2 separate regions of the Homo sapiens genome follow, and region 1 is linked to region 2. A link is a contact called in ENCODE Hi-C or POLR2A ChIA-PET data. All regions are on one chromosome and are shown on one strand. The core of a region is the stretch at or near the end of the contact, and the rest is flanking DNA. Distances in the headings are between cores, read along the strand shown.

Region 1 (3,213 bases), core at 121-2,620, 290 kb after region 2:
ACAAACACTGCCTTGTTCCGACATCTGTTTCTGCTGGTGTTTCCATTCCTGCCAGGTAATGTGATCTATAAGGGGCTGGGACAGGACAGGGCCTAGGCAAACACCCCTGGTCACACATTGGTGAAAACTTGCATTAGTCTTTTAACCCGTTTAATACTTGTCCAAGTTCACACAGTTACTAAGTGGCCGTTCTGCTCATTCCAGAGCCCATGCTTTTAACTAATACTATAGAGCCTGCGCTGAAGTGATCTGACCAAGGTCAATTGCTAGTGAGTAGTAAAGCCAATGCCAGTGGCCTCGAATTTAAGCCTCCCGACTCCTCGCTCAGTGCTTTTTCCAGCACACCTTCACGGCTCTCACTTCTCCAGGGATTCAGCCATTTCTTTGCGTGATCACGCCCATCATTTACTTCCTATAAGCAGCCTTGGGAAAAGCTTCATCCTTACCAGAGGAGTTGTAGCTTGCACATCCATATAGAGAGGTCGCAGCACTGGCCCCACCTCCGGGGCAGCGGCTGTATCTGCGGGAACCGCAGACTGAGGAGCACGGTCTCCAACTGATAAAAAATGGAACGGAGTAGCCAAGTAAGACCGAAGGCAACTATGAACGCATGGCATCCAAAGGGCAGAAGGAAAAATCTGGCTGGAGGTGAGATAAGTGTAAGGGATGCTAGGGTCGAATCTCAATGGAAAGAAAACAACACCAGATACCTGACACGCTGTAAAAGGAGGTAAGGGAGAGGGAGAGAGGGTTCCTGGAGGGGGTGTTGAGTTGATATTCAAATGGTATCGTAGGAAGGAAGGCTCTAAAGGGCAAAGACGTTTAGAAGGAACGTGGAGCCAGAGTAGGTGCAGTCCCTTCTGACCGAAGGTAACGGTCTGCACGGGAGCCCGGAGCAGCATCTGTAACTTGGCCAGGAGCGGTCTGAAGGACGCGCCTCCACGGCTCTGGGGGCCTGTCGCGCAGGGTGCGAGGGGTGGTGCGCCGGGGTCAACCGTTCGGGGACCCGCCTAAGAAAGTTTGAGGGATGTGTCATTTGAGAGAAGGGTCAGAGGGTCTGGGCAGCAGGGTGGACAGGAAGGCTCCGGAATATTCAGTTGCGTCGCCGCGCGGAGGGGACAGGTCCGCGCCTCCCGGAGAGCGGGACCCGAGCGTACCGCGCAGGCGCAGCCCCCGAGTGGGCGCCGCGGGCTTCGGCCCTGGAGCCGCTGTCACCGCCACTGCCGCCCGCCTCCAAGCGGCTCGGAGCAGCATGGTCCCGCTGGCAGAGCCCACCTTCCGAAGCCGCTGCAGTCCTGGGCCCCAGGCTCCCGGAAGTGCTGCCCGGCGCTCCGGAAGCGATTCATCGGGCCGCGAGCGCCCTCCCCGTCGTTTTCCGTGAGAGACGTAGAGCTGAGCGACCCAGCCCGCGAGCGAGGTGAGGTAGGCGCCGGGCGACGCGGGGCCGGAACGCGAAGAGGGTGGTGGAGTCGGGCTACCCACTGATTTTCCTTCCCTTACTTCCCCTGAGCCCTTGGGCCCACTTCCCAGCCTACCGCTTCCGTCCCCGCCCGACTCTTGGGCCAGCGCCTGGGCCCACACTTTCCTATCCCCCGCAGATGCCGGTGGCCGTGGGTCCCTACGGACAGTCCCAGCCAAGCTGCTTCGACCGTGTCAAAATGGGCTTCGTGATGGGTTGCGCCGTGGGCATGGCGGCCGGGGCGCTCTTCGGCACCTTTTCCTGTCTCAGGTGAGGGGCGCGGGCGGTGATCTCTGGGCAGGACAACCAGACCTTCCGGCCCTGCCCCATTCGGCCTGGAGCCTGAACACAGCCTCCTTCTTTCGACTTCCCTCTCTGTCCCCTCGCGAGCCAGACTCATTCCAAACCACCTTCAATCTGTAAAGTCAGGTTGGAAGCGTCAGTGCTTAAGAATTTGAGCTTTAGAGTCAAAATGCTTTCTGGCCCTTTTCTTACTGGTTCGGTGACTTTAGGCAAGTTGGAGACTGGGTTTCCTTAAGTGTAGAATGAAGACAGTAGCATCTAACTTATAGAGTTGTAAAAATTCGATCAGCACACTTTGCACAGCATCTGGCACATATTAAGTGCTCAGTAACTAGTTACTACTGTTGCTTTTATTTTTTTTTCCAATTGCGCATAAGGAAAGAAACTCGTTCAGCGGTTTTACTATTCTGGATACAGGATACAGAGATAAAGCAGTTAAACTTTACACTCTAAAGGTCATTTTCACATTTAGAGGCTGTTATTGCCATATCCCTAGATTGTAAATTATCATTTACAGAGCACTTACTCTATGTTAAGCACTGTGCTAAATACTGTAGTTTTCAAAATCCTGTAAATAATGTTGAGATGCCCATTTTACACTTGACACTATGTGTAAATTGTAGAGCTGACTCTTGAACCCCCACCTTACTCCAAAATCATTAACACCAAGAAACTAAAAGACAGATGTCTTTATTGGGTCTTAAACTGCAGGCAACACCAGTCAAAAAAGCTGGTTTCTCTATGTATTTTACACTGCATCTGCTGCCTCCCACAAACTGAAGGCAGTTAATACGACATCCACCAGAAAAATACCCTGGAGACCCAGATGGATCTTTTTCCTTCTCATTACCCACCCCAGGTAGTAAGATATAATATCCAGTAAGTGGAAAATCAGATGTAGGGGTTGCTAGACTAGTGTTAGCAAAAAATTGGAAAGGAGCAGTTAATACTCTTTCTGATATTTTTGTTACCAAATAGCTCCATCTTGGTTTCCTCCTCAGGATCGGAATGCGGGGTCGAGAGCTGATGGGCGGCATTGGGAAAACCATGATGCAGAGTGGCGGCACCTTTGGCACATTCATGGCCATTGGGATGGGCATCCGATGCTAACCATGGTTGCCAACTACATCTGTCCCTTCCCATCAATCCCAGCCCATGTACTAATAAAAGAAAGTCTTTGAGTAGTCAGTGTCCCTCTCTTAAAGGAATATTCTTCTCTCAGCCTATTATCCAGCTTTGCCAAGGATCTTCTGCACTAAAGAGATGGACTAACGTAATGACTAGGGTTAGTATCTCTTTCACAAGGCCTGCCTCTCTTAATCCAAAATTGGAAAACTTGGGAGTGTCTAGTATTTTCCATAGATACTATTCAACTAATTACTCAGTACAACTCTGTGCTTGTTACTACGGTCACCATTTTAAAGGAGAAAAACTACTTCAAAAAATGGATT
Region 2 (3,165 bases), core at 261-2,760:
CAGAGGTTGCAGTGAGCCGAGATCACACCGCTGAACTCCACCCTGGGTGACAGAGCGAGACTCCATCTCAAAAAAAAAAAAAATACAAAAATTAGTCAGGTGTGGTGTGGTGCATGCCTGTCATCCCAGCTACTCGGGAGGCTGGCACAGGAGAATTGCTTGAACCCGGGAGCAGAAGTTGCAGTGAGCCCGAGATGGCACCACTGCACTCCAGCTTCGGCGACAGAGCAAGACTCTGCCTCAAAAAAAAAAAAAAAAAAAACAAAACCCTAAAGGGTGGCAGGGGAAGGATTAAAAAAAAAAAAAAAAAAAAAACCACTAAATTCAGAACATTCTAATTGCCATTTCCCCAGCAGTCCTCATTTCTGAATCAATTTCTGGCCTGAAATCAAACAATCACTTCACCAGGTGAATCTTTCTGGCAGTTACAGGGGCTACTCTACAAATAAATATTTACTGAACAGCAGTCGAGGGTACCTCACTCTGCTAGGCTGGCAAGGAATACAAGAAGTAAAACTGTCGTCCTTGTAAGACATATATAAAAAGATCAAAAACACAAATGTAAAATAACAATTCAGAAGTTACCTAGACACAGGAATAGACCATGTCTACTATGAAAAACAGTGTCTTTGACCCAGTTTTTGAAGACTCGCTAAAACTATACACTCTCCCATCCCTCCATGATTAAAAACTAAGCTCTGTATCCTAACGTTTTTTCTGCTGCCACTTTCTTTTCTCCTTTAATTGCTAGAGAAAAGAGTATGCTAGAAGGGTCAGGACTAAATCTCAAGAGGTGCAGTAGTTTCACACACGGGTGCTAAAGAGTCTGGTAGTCTTTCCTTACTTCATTCATTTATTCAACAAGTAATCATTTAACACCTATGATGTGCCAGACACCATGCTAGGCAAAGTGAAAACGACGGAGACAGACATGACTCCAATTCTCACGCAGCTTTCAATCTAATAATCTATATTCCACTTAACTGTACAGTTAAGAACTGACTTATTACCTATGAAAGAAACCCTGAGAATCTCAGAATCTAAAGGGACTGCAGGAGATAAATGTCCTCGTTTTTCACATAGGGTCAATGAGGCCCAAAAGTGACTTGCTTAAAGTCACTATGCATCAGTGACAGTCAGGGACTAGAACCCAGGCCTCCTGAAACTCCAATCAGTGTCCTACATGCTCCTCTCCCTGAGGGGAAGCAGGTACATGGGGGAGGGAAGGAAAAGTAAACCCCATCAAATAAAGGCCAGATGTCAGTCTTCCCCTTCTCGAAAGATGGGGGAGCTAAGGTCAAAACGGGGTAGGAAGAGGTCGGAAGCTGCCTCAGTTTCCCCACGGAAAAGCGGCCACTCAGCCTAGCTATAACACAGGCTTCCCTCCTGCGATTCCTTCCAATTCCTCCCGCCCTGCCTTGTCGAACTCCAACCCGGGACCCAGAGAGCTACCGTAGAAAATTACTCCTTCACTCACAAGGACTCGCACCAGCAACGCCATGTTCCTCAATAACCATTTCCGGGTGAAGAGTGAGTTTCCGGTGTCCCCTTTTCTACGTCCTCCTTTTGCCGGCGAAAGACTGGCAAGGGGGGCGCAGGCGCAAAGAGGTCGCTACGCGCACGCGCTGTTGTTTTCTCGGCTGTGCACCAGGCTGTCGTGCCCGGGCACGCTCTCCCTGCTGTCTCCCCCACTACACGTAACAGTGGTTCAAATCCTTCCCCCACGCCTGTCTCCTTGACCCCAGACCTCGGGGCTTCTCATATCCCTCTCTTTATTCCCCACCTAACCCAGCCTCACTCCTCAGCCCCTCCTTCCCAAACTCCACCCCAACACTTTTCAATGGAGGTTGAAAAGAACAGGACTTTAGGAAATCCCAATCTTTAGAAAGAGCCAGAAGACCGGGCGCGGTGGCTCACGCCTGTAATCCCAGCACTTTGGGAGGCCGAGGCGGGCGGATCACCTGAGATCAGGAGTTCGAGACTAGCCTGGCCAACATGGCAAAACCCCGTCCCTAACTAAAAATACAAAGAAAGTAGCCGGGCATGTTGGTGTGTGCCTGTAATCCCAGCTACTCTGAAGGCAGAGGTTGCAGTGAGCCGAGATCGCGCCACTGCACTCCAGCCTGGGCGACAGAGCAGGACTGGACTCTGTCTCAAAAAAAAAAAAAAAAAAAAAAAAAAAAAAGCCAGAGAAGGAGGCTAAGATAAAAGAATACGGGGGATACCAGACTCCTGAAAGTCAAGGCAAGAAGGCGGTCATGTGCCGATCTGAAGCCTGGTAGAGGAAGAAACTTTTGGGATTTGTGGTTGGTTGGTTGTTTAAGGGAAACATCTTTGCATATTGATAGGAAAAGATTAGTGAAGAGTATACAGGGCCGTGCCCGGTGGCTCATGCCTGTAATCCCAACACTTTGGGAGGCCGAGGCAGGTGGATTGCCTGAGGTCAGGAGTTCAAGACCAGCCTGACCAATATGGTGAAACCCCGTCTCTACTGAAAATACGAAAAAAATTAGCCGGGCATGGTGGCGTGTGCCTGTAATCCCAGCTACTTGGGAGGCTGAGGCAGGGAATCGCTTGAACCCGGGAGGCAGAGGTTGCAGTGAGCTGAGACTGGGGCACTGAACTCCAGCCTGGGTGACAAAGCGAGACTCCGTCTCAAAAAAAAAAAAAAAAAAAGAGTATACAGGAGAATCAATCAAAGAGGCAAGGAGCTTCTTGAGGAAAGTGGCAGAGAACGGCCTTGGTAGAAGACTCCTCTTCCATTACATCCCAAGAGAAGAGAAGACAAAGTACTGGTGCTTTGGGGGTTGAGGGAGCAGAGGGGCAGGATGTTGAAGGACTTCTTTCATTTCATTCAGTCAACAAAGACCTATTGAGTCTTCCCTATGTGCTGAACACAAGACATACTGGCTTCATGGAGTTCTTAGACTGGTGGGGGAGGCATAGGAACCCAGTGAAAAAAATTAAAACTGGGGAGCTACTTTGGTTAGGTTGGTAAGGCCTCTCCAAGAAAGTGACATGTAAGATGAAATCTAAAGGAAGAAGAGGAGCTAGTCATGGGAAATAACTTCACTCGACTATTTTTTTAATTAAATTTATTGATTTTTATTAATTGACAAAAAATATATATTGTGTACAACAGGATGTTTTCTTTTTTCTTTTTTT

What was found. Hi-C counts contacts between places; a loop is a spot of excess contacts on that map. ChIA-PET counts read pairs that join two places held with the same protein, here RNA polymerase II (POLR2A). Pooled maps may share reads with other maps.
Region 1: a loop to region 2 is called in a pooled map, with 16 times the contacts of the local background. The contact joins the promoter of ROMO1 here to the promoter of UQCC1 in region 2. A Hi-C loop is called at or near these places in 10 of 50 pooled maps. POLR2A ChIA-PET finds 5 or more read pairs at or near these places in 2 of 52 experiments (B cell and CD8-positive, alpha-beta memory T cell).

Annotation. Positions count from the first base shown.
Region 1 is chr20:35,698,035-35,701,247 of GRCh38, forward strand. ROMO1 (reactive oxygen species modulator 1) reads left to right here and starts at 1,371. Exons shown (of 3, transcript NM_080748.3): 1 at 1,371-1,422; 2 at 1,599-1,729; 3 at 2,764-2,946. The coding sequence starts at 1,599. The coding sequence ends at 2,872. NFS1 (NFS1 cysteine desulfurase) reads right to left here and starts at 1,318. Exons shown (of 13, transcript NM_021100.5): 1 at 1,158-1,318; 2 at 447-556. The coding sequence starts at 1,254. RefSeq lists enhancers at 885-1,544, 1,545-2,204, 1,776-1,995 and a silencer at 1,096-1,285.
Region 2 is chr20:35,410,463-35,413,627 of GRCh38, forward strand. It overlaps UQCC1 (ubiquinol-cytochrome c reductase complex assembly factor 1), which reads right to left and starts at 1,511. Exons shown (of 10, transcript NM_018244.5): 1 at 1,478-1,511. The coding sequence starts at 1,501. RefSeq lists enhancers at 843-1,666, 1,257-1,356, 1,417-1,566, 1,667-2,489, 1,697-1,746.